2 separate regions of the Homo sapiens genome follow, and region 1 is linked to region 2. The links are chromatin loops, found by intact Hi-C in ENCODE. Cell type or tissue: heart right ventricle. All regions are shown on one strand.

Region 1 (8,000 bases), 150 kb before region 2:
TCTTTTTAACCTGGGTTTACATGATCATTACAGAAAATTTAGAAAAGATGGAAAAATAGAAAGAAAAGAAGAAGAATTCCATTCCTCCCTCTGCCCTGACCACGTGCACATCCCACCGCATCAAGAAAACCATGACTCATACTGTGGTAAATTTTATTTCCAGATGATGTTCTTGGAAAAGCTTTGGTTTGCTTGCTGGACAGACCTGTGATCACAATGCACATCCAACTTCGCACTGCCTTTTCTCTTTTAACATAACAAAATCATTTTTCCATATTGGATAAGGTTGCATATTATCTCCACTAAGATGTGGCATTATAATTTGTTTACCAATCCTCGACTGTTACAATACAGCTTGATTATAAATTTTCAGAATTTCAGTGTCTCCTAATTTTGTCATCACAATCCCTATGCAGCAGGTAGGGCGGCCACAATGACCTCTTTTGGGCTAGGACATCACACACACAGAAGGTCACTTGTTTGGAAATATATTATCTGTGTCAAGAAAAGTAAACCAATGGGACTTAGGGGGGTTCTTCTCTCTTCTTCTCCCGGCATCTTTCTGACAGGGTCATTAATAAGTTTAAAGTCAACCACAGAACACAGTATTAACTACCAATAACTGACTTTTAAAACTAGGACAGTGGTACTTGCAAATCTTGCATATATATATATATATATATATATATATATATATATATATATATATATTTTTTTTTTTTTTTTTTTTTTTCCTTCTTCTTCTTTAGACGGAGTCTCGCTCTGTTGCCCAGGCTGGAGTGCAGTGGCGCAAACTCGGTTCACTGCAAGCTCCACCTCCTGGGTTCATGCCATTCTCCTGACTCAGCCTCCTGAGTAGCGGGGACTACAGGTGCCTGCTATCACGCCCGGCTAATTTTTTTTTTTTTGTATTTTTTAGTAGAGATGGGGTTTCACCGTGTTAGCCAGGATGGTCTCGATCTCCTGACCTCATGATCCACCCGCCTCAGCCTCCCAAAGTGCTGGAATTACAGGCGTGAGCCACCGCGCCCGGCCCCAAGGTTTCATATTAATTTTTACTATTTGATGCTAATGGCCCAAAGGGGAGTCAAGTCCACTTAAATCCATTAGGCAGGAAAGACTTTGAGGATACAGAAAATACCATACCTTTAAAAGGAAAGCAGTAATAGGGGCCTAGAGAATTGGGCAAAAAGACTAAACATCTTACTAGGGCTTCACACCATTTTGTAAAGGCCTAAATGTAAACCTCTTCTAAGTGAGAGTCCCCTAATTAACATGTCATTGTTCCCACAACTCCTTATTTCTAGCTCTATTAGAGTACTTTTCCCTTTCTGCTTAGTATGATAGCTAGCCAGTTATCTCCCTTATTTGCTCAATCATTTGGTTATTTATTCCACAAATATTTATGGGACGCTTCCTCTGGAAATCACCCCATCATAAAAGATTTACAAGCTGTGATCCTCACCATGAAGGTACTCAAGTGTCACAGTTTAGCATGTGGGATCTGGAGACACAGCATCCGAGTTCCTGATCCAATTGCCTTGTTCCAGCTGTAAAAAGTCAGGCAAGTTACATGACCTCTCTGTGTCTGTTTGCTCCTTTCTAAGAAGAGGATAATAACATGTGTCTCACAAGACTGTTTTGAGGCTTAAAGGCATTCATCCTTTAAGAGTATTTGGAACATAACTTGGTATATGTCAGCAGTCAATAAACATTTGTTATCATGATTGCCATCCAGAAGAGCAAAATCTAATTAAGACGTTTCTGAGTTGCATCTCTTGCCTAAACTGTGATAATAATTTTTTTTTTTTTTGAAACAGGGTCTCATTCTGTCATCCAGGCTGGAGTGCAGTAGCATGCTCATGGCTCACTGCAGCCTCAACCTCCTGGGCTCAGATGATGCTTCCACCTCAGCCTCCCGAGTAGCTGGACTACAGGGACATACCGCCACACTCGTCTCATTTTTGTATTCTTTGTAGAGATGGGCATTTGCTTTGTTGGCCAGGCTGGTCTCAAATTCCTGAGCTCAAGTGGTCTGCCTGCCTAGGCCTCCCAAAGTGCTGAGATTACAGGCATAAGCCACCATGCCTAGCCAATAAATTCTTATACTCCCACTTTTGTGGTCAACTTTTTCTTTTTTAAAAAAATAGTTTTGGTTTCTTAAATTTTTAAAAAACATTTCAATAATTTTGGGGGAACAGGTGCTGTTTGGTTGTATGGAAAAGTTCTTTAGTGGTGATTTCTGAGATTTACCCATCAACCACGCAGTATACACTGTACCCAACGTGTAGTCTTTTATCCTTCACCACCCTCACACCTTTCCCCCGGAGTCCCCAGAGTCCATTATATCATTCTTCTGCCTTTGCATTCTCATAGCTTAGCTTCTGCTTATAAGTGAGAACGTACACTGGTTTTTCATTCCCAAGTTACTTCACTTAGAATAATGGTCTCCAGCTCCATCCAGGTTGCTGCAAATGCCATTATTTCATTCCTTTTTATGGTTGAGTGGTATTCCATGGTGTATATCTATATGTATCTTTTTCTTTATCCACTCATTGGTTGATGGGCATTTAGGCTGGTTCCATACTTTGTAGTTGTGAATTGTGCTGCTATAAACATGCATGTGCAAATGTCTTTTTCATACAATGACTTCTTTTCCTCTGAGTAGATACCCAGTAGCGGGATTGCTGGATCAAAAGGCAGTTTTACTTTCAGTTCTTTAAGGAATCTCCATACTGTTTTCTATAGTGGTTGTACTAGTTTACATTCCCACCAACAGTGTAGAAGTATTCCCTTTTCACCACATCCATACCAACATTTCTTATGTTTTGATTTTTTAATTATGGCCATTCTTGCAGGAGTAAGGTGGTATTGCATTGTGGTTTTGATGTGCATTCTCTGATAATTAGTGATCTTGAGCATTTTTTCATAGTTTGTTGGCCATTTGTATTAGTCTGTTTTCATGCTACTAATAAAGACATACCTGAGAGTGGGTAATTTATAAAGGAAAAAAGGTTTAATTGACTCACAGTTCCACATGGCTGGGGAGGCCTCGCAATCATGGCTGGAGGTGAATGGGGAGCAAAGTCACATCTTAAGTGGCAGCAAGCAAGAGAGCTTGTGTAGGGGAACTCCCCTTTATAAAACCATCAGATTTCGTGAGACTTATTCACTATCATGAGAACAGCACAGGAAAGGCTCGCCCCCATGATTCAATTACTTCTCAGCAGGTTCCTCCCATGACACATAGGAATTATAGGAGCTACAATTCAAGATGAGACTTGGGTGGAGACACAGCCAAACCATATTACCATTTGTAATATGTACCATCTTCTTTTCTTGTACCATCTTCTTTTGAGAATTGTCTATTCACGTCCTTAACCCACTTTTTGATGGAATTATTTGTTTTTTTCTTGCTGATTTGTTGAATTCCTTGTAGATTCTGGATATTAGTCCTTTGTCAGATGCAAAGTTTGTGAATATTTTCTCACATTCTGTGGGCTGTATTTACTCTGATTATTTGTTTTGCTGTGCAGAAGCTTTTTAGTTTACTTAGGTCCTATCTATTTATCTTTGTTTTTGTTGCATTTGCTTTGGGGTTCTTGCCATAAACTCTTTGCCTAAGTCAATGTCTAGAAGAGTTTTTCCAATGTTATCTTTTATAATTTTTATGATTTCAGGTCTTAAAGTCCTTGATCCATCTTGAGTTGATTTTTGTATAGGTGAGATATGAGGATCCAGTTTCACTCCTCTACATGTGGCTAGCCAATTATCCCAGCACCATTTGTTGAATAAGGTATCCTTTCCCCATTTTACATTGTTTGTTTGTTTTGTTGAAGATCAGTTGGCTATACGTATTTGGCTTTATTTCTGGGTTCTCTATTCTGCTCCATTTTCCTCAATTATTCTCTCAAATAAGTTTTCCAAACTTTTTGATTTCTCTTCTTTCTTGGGAACACGAATTATTTTTGTGTTTGGGTCATTTGCACATAATCCCAAATTTCTTGGAGGCTTTGTTCATTTTTTCAATTCCATTTTCTTTGTCTTTGTTGGATTAGGTTAATTCAAAAGCCTTGTCTTCATCCTCTGAAGTTCTTTCTTCTACTTGCTTGATTCTATTGTTGAAACTTTCCAGTGTATTTTGCATTTCTGTAAGTATGTCTTTCATTTCCAAAAGTTATGATTGTCTTTTCTTTATAATATCTATTTCTCTGGAGACTTTTTCATCCATATCCTCTATTATTTTTTAAATTTCTTTAAGTTGGTTTTCACTTTTCTCTGGTACCTCCTTGAGTAGCTTAATAATCAACTTTCTGACTTCTTTATGTGGCAATTCAGAGATTTCTTATTGGTTTGGATCCATTGCTGGAGAGCTAATGTGGTCTTTTAGGGTGTTATAGAACCTTGTCATATTACCAGAATTACTTTTATAGTTCCTTCTTATTTGGGTAGACAGTTTCAGTGGAAAAATCTGGAACTCAAGGGCTCTCGTCCCATGGGGTGATTCCTTGATGTAGTGCTCTCCCCATTCCCCTAGGGATGGAGCTTCCTGAGAGACAGACTGCAGTGATTGTTATTGCCCTTCTGGGTCTAGCCACCCAGCGGGGCTACCAGACTCCAGGCTGGTGCTGGGGAATGTCTGCAAAGAGTCCTGTGATGTGATCCGTCTTCAGGTCTCCCAGCTATGGATACCAGTACCTGCTCTGGTAAAGGTGGCAGGGGAGTGAAGTGGACTCTGTGGGAGTCCTTGGTTGTAGTTTCATTTAGTGTGCTGGTTTCCTCAAATGCTGGTTATGCTAGCAGTGAAGTTGTCACATGGACAGACTCAGGACTTCTGGTTACCCAGGATGTTGCAGGCGGTAGAATTAGCTGTTGTTTTCTCCTTCTTTGGAGCAGGGTTGTTCTGTTATGAGTTGCTGTAATGGCTTGAATTGGTTGGCCTCCAGACAGGAGGTGGCACTTTTCAAGAGAGCATAAGCTGCAGTAGTAGAAGGGGGATATAAGCTTGCCCTATGTTGGCCAAGTTAAGTACTTACTTGGGTTTCTCAGGCAATAGGTGGGGCCATAGAGCTACCAAGACCTTATGTCTTCGGCTACCAGGGTGGGTAGAGAAAAACCATCAGGTGGGGCTGGGGTAGGCGGGTCTGAACTCAGACTCTCTTTGGGCAGGGCTTGCTGCAGCAACTGTGGGGAATGTGGGGGAGGCAGCGGTGCGGGTGGTTCTCAGGCCAATAGAGTTATGTTCCCAGGAGAATTATGGCTGCCTCTGCTGTGTCATACAGGTTTCCAGGGAAGAGGGGGAAGCCAGCAGTGACAGGCCTCACCCAGCTCCCACACAGCCAGCAAAGCCAGTCTCATTCCCACCATGCCTCACCAACAGCACCAAGTATACATCCAGGCAGCTGGTGAGCAGAGCTGAAATCTTGCCCCAGACAACAAGCCTCTCCACCAAGAAAGCAAGTGGGGCTGTCAGGCTTTACCTCTCCCTGCCTGCCTGCAGCTTTGGCTGTGACTTCTGCACTCATATATGCACTTCCAATTTGTCCCCACCCCCCGACCCCGACCAGATTCTACTCAGGAAAATTTATGCTTAGGTCGAAATTATTACAAAGTTCAGCCAGAAGCTTCCATCACCTGTGGCTCCTCTCTAATTCTGCTGGCTGCCTTCCCCAAGGACTCCTGTGAGATAAGGCCAGGAATGCTTTCCCTGGGCTCAAGCTAGGGACTAGGAAGACCCTATAGGGTTCTTCCTGCTGCTGCTTCTATTTTTATACTTCTCTCAGCTCCTTAAAACCGTTTCAGTTCTAGATAAGGTTAAATCCTTCTCCCATGATCTGTATTTTCAGGTTCTCCAGTGGGGATGTGTGTCAGAGACCAACTTTTCCCCCTCTCACACTCTGGGAGCTCACAGTTTTTGGGCTGTCTTACAGAGTCTGCAGTGGCAAGCCACTTCTTTCAAAGACTCTATGAATTATTTCGGTTTTCCTGGTATGTTCCTGTAGTGGTTCTTGGAGCTCAAGTTCATGGTTTGAGTCCCCACACACTGTTCTGTCCATCCACGTGGGAGGTGCATGTTAGTCCTGTCTCCTATCTGCCATTTTCCTCTTCACCCCTATAAAAATCTGGTCAACTTTTTCTGTCTTCTCTGGAAGTTGTTCATATTTCTTATGATAAATCCCTTTTCTCTAACTAATTCTCCAATGAGTACCTAGGCAATCCATCTGGCTTTAGTGGCATTAATAAGACGGACTATGCTTCTGCATTAGATTTTTCCCCTAAAGTCTCCAGTCTGCTTATTTTTACAAGCAAGTATGAGGTTTTGAAAATGACTTATTCATCATGGTCACAAAATGAGCACTTTCCCATTAAGATTTATCACAAATCTAACTCTAACTGAAATGCTGGGAGGAAAAAGTAGAGACATACACATGCAGATACATAAATATATATAGCATTTATGTATACCCTTTATACATATTTTTTAAGTCAAAGAATTTTTAACACTCTCCCAACACTCAGTTGGAACAGTAAAAGCTATACCTAGAGGAAAATTTATAGACTGAAATGTTTTAATTTTAAAAGAGACTTTTTAGAAGAAACTCTTTATTCATATATAAAAATTAGAAATAGTAAATTCCTCTCGCCTCAAAAAATGAACTAATAAAAATAAAAGCTGGAACTAATGCATTATAACACAAAGAATAGTAGCAGCAAGGATAAATAAGTTCAAAAGACCTCTTTGGGTCTTTTGGAAGAAAAATTAAAAGAGTAAAATAGGTAAATCTTTCATAGGCCTGTTTAAGAAAAAAAAATAGAGTGAACAGAAGTGTAAGACATTAGGAATGAGAAAGGAGGCAACTACAGATAAAGAAGAAAATAAAATAATTATGAGCGAATTCCACCTGCAACTCTGGCAAAAAGTTTGAAACCCTAGAGGAAATGAATAATGTCGATAATCAAAATCAATCCAGAAATGAAAAACCTAAACAGACAGATTAACATAGGAAAAAGGAGCCACTTACCATAGAAAAAGGTAGGAGGATCAGATATATTCAGCTGAATTCTATCTTATTTTTTTAAATAGGTAATTCCAATGTTATTGAACTAATTCAGGCCTTTAAAATACACAGAAATGTCCCCAATTCATTTTATGAAACCAGTACTGAGTTAGTACCAAAATCCAATCAAGATTTACTAAATAAATAAAACAATGATCAAAATATGTACATAAATAAATATGATGCAGCCAAGCAAAAATGTAGAAGGAGGCATGAGGAAGACCGCCATAAAAAACAGAAACCTGTGATCACATCTGTGCAATTATATAAAAATTATGTGTGTACATTTAATAAATTATTTAATAACACATAAATTGTCAATTAATACGTAATAATTTTATCAAGTCCACAACAGTCAACATAAGCACATACACACAAACGAATGTAAGACTTTTCACTGCATTTAAGGACCCAGTAGTAAGATCCTACGCCAAACTCAGGACTCAGTGTTTTCTCAAAGGTTATGATGTGTAATCCTAGCCTTGTACCATCTACATTGGTACATGATAGGCAGAAAATGTCTCATTCATTTTGCATCTCACAGAGAATTTTGTTACATTGAAAAGAAAATAATCCTTCTAGTATATTAGGAGCATTCAGATAACCTGACATTCTCTAAAATTAAGAATAAGCAAAGATAATCATGTCAAGACATATGTTCCAATAAATAGATATGAGGGGGGAAAGGGGTTCTCTATTCAAAGCAGTTTAGAAAATCTCTTATGGGAGATTCACAGGGCATACGCATACACTAAGGGCTTTGAAAAGTCCTGTGGTAAACGAAAGTTTTATTTAACTTGGAAAATCCCCAAATGAGTTGACTGCAGAACTCTTTCTTCTTGTTTCTTTTTTGTGTGATACCTGTTAATATCCCAAGGAACTGCAGCTCTGAAGAACACTTTGAGGGAATTCCAGAGTTAAAGTCATTGTCCTAGCAATTTC
Region 2 (8,000 bases):
CAGGACACCATATACACTTTCTTCTCTTCCTACTGCCTCATTGTTTTCTTCTCTATCTCTTGCTGGTCCCCTTCACCCTGAACCCCTGAATGCTGCAGTAATCCCAGGCTCCTTGCTCAGATCTCCCTCTCTCTTCTCCATACTCACTTTCTAGGTTTCTTATTCGCTTCCATGCTGATGGCTCCAAAATGTATGCCTTAGGACCTGTTATCGCCCTAGAATTCCAGACTACTTTGTTCAACTGGCAACCTGACATCTCCACTTGAATAAACATTTCAAGCTTTACATACCCCCAAATGAACTCTTATTTTCTTACCCCAAACCTGAACTGCTGTCTCAATTAATGGCAACTTCATCTTCCCAGTTGCTTGAGCCAAAGACCTTGGAGCCGTATCAATTCCTCTCTTTCTCTCCTACCCTTTTAATCCACCAGATAATTCTACTAGCTCTATCTTCAAGAGACATCCAAAATCTAACCACTTCTGCTACCACCCTCTCTAAGCCATCTTCATCTGCAGATTGATTTCAATAACAGCTTCCTTCCTGATCTCCTGGCTTCCATACTTGACCTTACAGACTTTTCTCTCCACAACAACCAAGGTGATTCTTTTAAAACTTAAGTCAGATTATGTCACCTCTTGTTTGGATGCTCCAATGGCTGACCATCTCACTCCAACTAAAGTACCCAGTCATCACCATGGCCAGTAAGTCCTATAGGATCCAGCCCCATCTCTCTCTTCAACATCATTTCTCACTACTCTCCCTTTGCTCATTCAATTCTACATTGGCATTCCTGCTCTTCCTCAAACAACGCAAGCACAATCTCTGCTCAAGGCCTTTGCACTTGCTTTTCCCACAGCCTGGAATATTCTTCCCCCAGATTTTCACTGTCAGGTCTACTCAAGGCCATCTCCTCAGAAAGGCCTCCTCTCACCACTCCATCTAGACAAGTTCATGTGTGAAGGCACTATCCCCTACCCTGATTTATTTTGCTCCATAGAGCTTACCATCACCCGACCTACAGGTATTTGCTTATTGCCACTTATTTCTCAAAATGGGGTCCACAAACTTGCATCGTCAGTATTACTCAAGTGCTTGTTAACAATGCAGACTCTCAAGCCTTATTTCAGACCTGCTGAATCAGAATCCACATTTCAACGAGATCTTCACGTGACTGGTAAGCACAGTCAAGTTTGGACGGCACTGGGCTCAATATTCTGAGGTAACGGTAACGAACAAAAACAAGCCCCATTCTCTCTAATCCCTGTGAGAACAGGCCTTGTTTTTGTTCATTACTGTTACCTCAGAATATTGAGGCATTCAAAACATACTGAATAAAGGAATGAATGAATGAACAAATGAGCTTGAACCTGTTCTAGACTCGACTGCAAGTTGATGATGTGTACAAAGAGTTTGGGGAGCGGCAAGGAGGACGTCCCAGGTCAAAACTATCTCCCCACACACTGTTCTAAATTAGAAATTCTTTGGTATCGATTCATCAAGAAGAGCTAAGTATTCTAAATACATATGCGCCCAATGCAGTGGTACCCAGATTCATAAAATTCTTAGAGACCTACAAAGTTCTTTGAGACCTGCAAAGAGACTTAGACTCACACACAATAATAGTGGGGGACTTTAACACCCCACTGACGATATTAGATCATCAAGACAGAAAATTAACAGAAGTATTCAGGACCTGAACTCAGCTCTGGATCAAGCGGACCTGATAGATATCCACAGAACTCTCCACCCCAAAACAACAGAATATACATTCTTCTTATCACCATACGTCACTGATGCTAAAATTGATCACGTAATCAGAAGAAATTCTTTGGTATCAGCAAAACCTTCTATCAACATGCAAATATATTCCCTTAATAAAGCAGTCATTCACAACTTACTGTGAATTATTTAAATGAGACAGTATTCTAAAATCTAACAGAAACAGCCAAGCAGGAGGAACAGGAGTGTAGAGACTGAAAATTTAAGAAATTCCTGTTCTGTGCTGGGTATTGTAACAGGCAATAGGCAAATGAAGGTAAATCAGGAACTAATAAGTTGGAGGGAGAAGCACACAGCCGCTCAGAGCCCTTCAGCCGGCAGAGGAGGGCCTGGGGAAGCCCCAGCATGCAGACAGGGTGCTGAGGACTCCTCCCCACAGCGCCCTGTGCTCTGACCACAAAGAACCCTTTACTTTTCCTCTGCCAGAAATGCCACCATCAACACTGCCAACCCCACCTCATCCTTCAAGGCCCCCATGCCCCCAGAATTAACTATTCCCTCATTAGCTCTGATCACACAGCACAGAGGGCAAGGGCCTTGATCGCCCTCTTCTTGAGGAGCTTCTACAAACTGCCTCGTCCTTATTCACCTCTGTATCCCCTGCCCCTGCACAGCACCTAGACAGAGTAAACATTCCATCGTTTCTGCCATTTTAAAACAGCAGGTAGCATTCACTGAGCGCCTACTGTATACCAAGCACTGTTTGAAACACTTTAGATGCTTTAACTCGTGTAATCCTCACAAGAACCCAATGAGATTGGAACTATTGTTGTCCCCATTTTCCAGATGAGAGAACTGAGACCCAGACAGTCACATTGAGTAGCTGCCCGTGAACAGATGAGCACTATCCCTGTACATAACAGGCACACAGTAAATGTTTACTGACATGAACTGAATGGAAGCTCAGTAGTTAAAAAGAGAGTGAAGTCAAATTTGAGCTCTACCATTTTGCCTGGAGCCTGGATGGCCAAAGAGAATACAGGGTGTCAGTACTCAGTACTACAAAGAAACTTCCTTCCCACACCAACCTCCCGCATCCAAAACAGAGCTTACTGACTGGAAGCAAGACGGAAGACGGAGATGGAAGTTAGGAGTCTAATGGAGGGCAGTGAAGATGACAACAGCCTTTTCTTTATGTGGAAAAGAGAAGGAACTCTGATTCCTTTAGAATATTCAAGCAAAAGAGGCTGGGGTGGGGTGGGTGGAAGTAGACTGGGAACACACTGCAGAGTCTCCAGGACAGGAAGGTGCTGAACAATTGCTACAGAATTTTCCAGAAACAAATCTATGTTTGCCCATTTTTCAACCAAGACAAATGTCTGGCTTAGCCTTCCTTAAACAACAAGGGAGAGCAGCCATGTAAATGATGGGACTGTAGCAAGCCAGCACTTTGAGTAAGATCTCAGACATCTCAGGGTCGGACGCATTCTACAATGAGTGGCAACACCAAACCGCAGCGACTCCTCAGAAAAAGTTCCAAACTAGGTTGTTTGCAGAAAGTCAAAGGCCCCAGAAATTGTCATTCATTCTCCTGCCTCCCTCTTGACACCACTTCTTCCCACAAACCCCTTAGGATGCCCTGCATTAGGCCCAGGACTCACCTACCCTGGGGTGAAACTGCCTCCAGTGGAAATCAGAGAACAAATGAGAGCAGATAGGAGGTAAGAGTTACACACAGGGAACCCAGTGTTTAACCCTTCCACTGAGTCATGGAATTGAATCAGTGGCAAACCCACAGAAAACCATGGAGCTCAGAGGTGGACTGTGAATCCGCAGGTGGGCTGGACCACGGGAAGCTGGTCATAAAGGGGGACAGCAGAAAGTGCATCCAAAAAGCATAGAGGAAGCAACGAGTCGCTCGGATGAGATGGAGAAAGACGGAGAGGACTCTGGGGAGGAACATCAACTTTTAATTATTTTTACCATCATTGTAATCAAAGCATCTTTCCCAGCCCCGTATCCCCATGACCACCACACTGAAAGGAAAAAGAAAGAGGACACCAGGGCTAAACCCAAACAATGTGGATGAGAAGTCCTCTAAATCAGGCTCTGGCGGTCTGAAAGAGGAGCCAAGGAAAGTCAGGGAGGTTCAGAAGGCTCAAGGTACAAAGGTCAGAAGGGAAATCAGAAATTCAAAACTGATCCGAGGAAATCACCCAACATCAGGCTGAACAAGAACAACACATGAAAGCCAGTTTCACATATTACAGATGGCTGAACAAATGAACATCATCCCAAAGCAAACATCTCATAAGCAGTTCACAAAAACGACCAAGGACTTGATATCCTTTAATCAAAAACAGGATGTATGTTTCTGAGCCAATGAATACCAAGGTATTTACGTGGGTCTTTCTCAGGCCTTATCTTTTAACAATTATGCCAAATACACATCACTAAAAACTGCTACAGGCATAAAAATCGGGGGCTAAAATTCGTCAGAGGTTTTTCTCAAGTCTGAGGCACACATCCAAAGATTCCTGAACTTTGTAACCACTATAATCGCAATAGAACATTATCTGACAGTAACTCGCAAGCACAAGCACCACCTGTCAGTGACTCTTTAAGTGAATCGAAGGAAAATGGGCTCTGAATTAAGCTGCTGAAGACGAGAAATATTTTTAACCTAAAACTCTCTTATCTAAAACAATGTCAGCCCCTTTACAATTAGGAATTTTAATCTAATTTGGGGGAGGGGGTACTCTGAGAAAGAAGAAGTCATTAGTCCTTGCTAAAAAATGCAAAACTACAGGAACACATTATCTGAAGTGAGAAATATATTCCTTGATAAGGCAGTGTATCAAGAGCTCAGAATTTCGTCAGAAACACAAAAGCCTGCCCTTTCCAAGTGCAGGCAGTAATCATTATTATTTCCAGGACAACTGCTTACTGCACAGCTTAAGTTTTGAAGCACACTTAGCAGAAAAATCCACCCCCACCTAGAATACTTACAACAGATTTCTCAAAATTGTCCAAGGAATTACAGAAATCTATTTCCTGGGGATTGCTGGAAGTCTACAAGCCAAGCATGACTATTTTTAACTAACCTGCAAACAGTGGATTATATACTTAATGAGCGCCTGCATCCCTTTGCAAGGTGCAAGCAATTATTGGAGAGACCTCCTTCCCAAAAGAAAAGGGTTCCGCTATCAACACAGGAGAAACTGTGTTGATATTTGGGAAGCCGACACGCGGATTGCCTAAAACTCTCTAGCCATTTCATGCAGTTAAGACAAAGTGGACACTCAACAGAGAGCCCAAAATACCAGGGACTTTGCCACCCTGAAACGTGTTCTAATGATACATTTCCCGTTTAAGGTGTCCTAAACACACATCTTTCTCTAAATAAAGCGTGCCTGCGGGACCACTAGGAAGGTTCTACAACTTGTCCAAAAAGAAGAGGCGATTGCTCCTTTTTTTTTCTTCCCCGCCCAAAGTGCCTTCCCGAAAGACAGATTTCTGACAGTTCGCCTACTGTTGCAGCAGTAAAGGGCCGGTGTTGCCAATACCTCTCCACCGCCACCTGGGCAGGTGTGGGTCCCGTCCCGCCGCCCCGCTCCTCCAGAAACCTCCGCGGACGCCCCGCCGCCGAGCGCTTACCCGGGTCGGCCTGGCCGTGCTCCAGGAGGGCCGCCAGCAGCAGAAGTCCCAGCAGCAGCGTCGGTGGCCGCGGGGGCGCATCGTGGGACGCGCCGGCCCCGGGGCCCCTCACACCCGTGCAGCGCGCGGCTCCCCAGGCAGCCCGACCAAGCCCACGCGCCACGGGCCGGCCCCCGCGCCCCCGCGTCGCGGGCCCAGCTTCCCTTGAGCCCTGAGGCTTGGCCTCCTGCGGAGCCATGGGGACGCTTCACACATCCAGGCCGCTGCCTCGCTCTGCACCGCGCCGGGGAGCCCAGCCCTCGGCGCCCCGGTCCTCACCGGGCATCGCCGGCCACGGCCCGGGCGCCGGAGGGAGGGGGCGCCGAGCGGCGCGACTGGCTCGCTCGTCCTGCCGCGCCCGGGGCGGGCTCCAGGGAGCCGCGGCTTCACCCGCGCAGGGGCCGGGCCCGCATGGAGCCGCGGCGGGTGCGGGCCGGGGTTCCCACGGTGCCTGTCGCCGCGCGCCGGCGCGATTGGGGCGGCGAGGGTGGGACGGGCGCCGCCCGGGGCCCCCTCCCCCGGGCCGGCTCCTGCAGAACTAGGGGGCGAGGCTGCCGGGAACGGGGGTGGCGGCCGCGGGGCGCGCTCGGGTCCCTCCCTCCCGCCGCCGCTGCAGCCTCGGCGCCCCGCTGTCCTGGCTCCTCGCTCCTCGCTCCTCGCTGGGCTTCGGGTTCCAGCCCCGGCTCCGGCTCGGGTTCCCGGGCCGCGAGTGCTACCGCAGCTCAGAGCGGCGCCTCATTGACAAAGAAAGCACGTAGCCTCCGGAACGGGCGAGGAGGCGAGGAGGCGAGGCCGGCGCGCGCGCGCAGCCCCGCGCGGAGCCACCGCGCGCTCCCCGCTCCCGCGCGCCCGGCCGGGCTCGAGACCCAGGAGGGGGACCCCTCCCGGCGGCTCCCGCGCAGCGGAGGTCCTTAAGGGGAGGGCTTCCCTCCCCTCCTGTCCCCCATCTAGAGAAGGGAAGGTTGGCGGGAGAGAGGTCGTCTGGCCGGGGAGGGGGGTCATGGTCAACGTGCCCAAGCGGCAGGAAAGCTCTTCCGCCTGGATTTTGGAAAAGCTCTTTGTAGAAGGGCGGGCGCGCTTTGTGCTGTTTGTTCACTACTTCTCCGAGGGTTCAACGGACAGCTGCATGCCAGTTTACCCCTGAGGAGCTCAAGCGGCTGTGGGCTAGTTGCAATAACACGCTGGATTAAAACACATTATAAATATTTGTTGCAGCCACACTACGTGCAAAGCATTACACTGCGCACTGGGAAGACTGGGGGAAGTTTTTCCAAAAAAGTCTACACCCCCAAACAGGAGAGTCAGGCAGCTCCTGCTCAGAGGGACAAAAGGCCCAGGCGTCACCTGAGTTGGTCCCCTGCTCTTCGCCCTTGCTAGCCTTGATGGCCTTAGCAAGTGACCTGGCTCATAGGCGCCTCATCCATCCCCAGTCACTGAGTATCTATTACGGGCCCGCTGTTTGCCAGCATCTGTGTTAGGCACTGAGGATACAAGCAGCGGGGAAACACACACATCCTTGACCCGGTAAAGCTCAGACGCTATTCACTCAACAATCCTTACTGACTGCCTGCGATGTGCCAATGACAACAGCCATAAACAAAATCCCTGCCCTCCTGGAGCTGACATTCTAGTGGGGGTTCACCCGCAATAAACAAATAAGTAATAGAATATTAGACTGGTAAATGCCGTAAAGAAAAATCAGTGTAAAAGAATGAAACGTGGGGAGGGGGTGTTGCAAATGTTAAACATTGTGAAGAAAGGCCTCGCTGAGAAGGTGACGTTTGAGCCAAGATCTGAAGGAGGTGAGAACAAGCCATGCGCGAAGAGCATTCCAGATACAGGGAACCAAAAAGGCTAACATCCCGGGGCAGAGCGTGCCTGGTGTGTTAGGGCACAGCAACTTAACCAGGGGATCTGGAAAAGTGTTAGGTTCTAGTTATTGAGCATCTGCAGGATAGAAATAACACCACATTTCATCTAAGACACATACTTTTCACATGTTAACTTTTCAGAAGTCAGATGTGTTCTTATAATATGTCTAAGATTTGTTGAAATATAGTAATGCCTTGTTGGGGGTTATGATTTAATTTTGTTCTTTAATTAAACTAGTTGGGCTGTTTTGGGTTGTGTTAAGAAACTTGCAGTCTGGCCTGGCGCAGTGGCTCACGCCTGTAATACCAGCACTTTAGGAGGCCAAGGCAGGCGAATCACCTGAGGTCAGGAGTTTGAGACCAGCCTGGCCAACATGGTGAAACCCTGTCTCTACTAAAAATACAAAAATTTGCCAGGTGTGGTGGTGCATGCCTGTAATCCCAGCTACTTGGGAGGCTGAGGCAGGAGAATTGCTTCAACCTGGAAGGCAGAGGTTGCAGTGAGCCAAGATTGCACCACTGCACTCCAGCCTGGGCAACAGAGGGAGACTCCTTCAAAAGAAAGAGAGAGAGGGAGAGAGAGAGGGAGGGAGGGAGGAAGGGAAAGATGCAGTCTAGTTGAAGAGATAAAGCAATTCACTAAATTAGTTGGAGACACTGTGAGAAAGCCAGCCCATGGTCATGGTTCAGGCAGCATCACAAGATGAACGG

What was found. Peaks named below come from ENCODE experiments on the same cell type or tissue, not always from the same donor. Only the 100,000 strongest peaks of a DNase experiment are listed, where the experiment ranks them.
Region 1: it touches region 2 in a loop (5-fold over the local background); 10 of 110 quality-filtered maps call a loop at or near these places.

The regions. Positions count from the first base shown.
Region 1 is chr11:33,523,148-33,531,147 of GRCh38, reverse strand. All of the region lies in intron 1 of KIAA1549L (KIAA1549 like), which reads right to left. Among named protein-coding and RNA genes, the nearest start is that of KIAA1549L, 150 kb to the right of the region's middle. RefSeq lists an enhancer at 4,908-4,987. In heart right ventricle, no CTCF peak of the experiment used is centred here; no DNase peak of the experiment used is centred here.
Region 2 is chr11:33,374,269-33,382,268 of GRCh38, reverse strand. KIAA1549L (KIAA1549 like) reads right to left here and starts at 6,161. Exons shown (of 21, transcript NM_012194.3): 1 at 5,380-6,161. The coding sequence starts at 5,617. RefSeq lists silencers at 5,296-5,575, 5,706-5,805, 5,946-6,185, 6,216-6,275. In heart right ventricle, no CTCF peak of the experiment used is centred here; no DNase peak of the experiment used is centred here; H3K4me3 peaks cover 1,653 bases; H3K27me3 peaks cover 2,021 bases.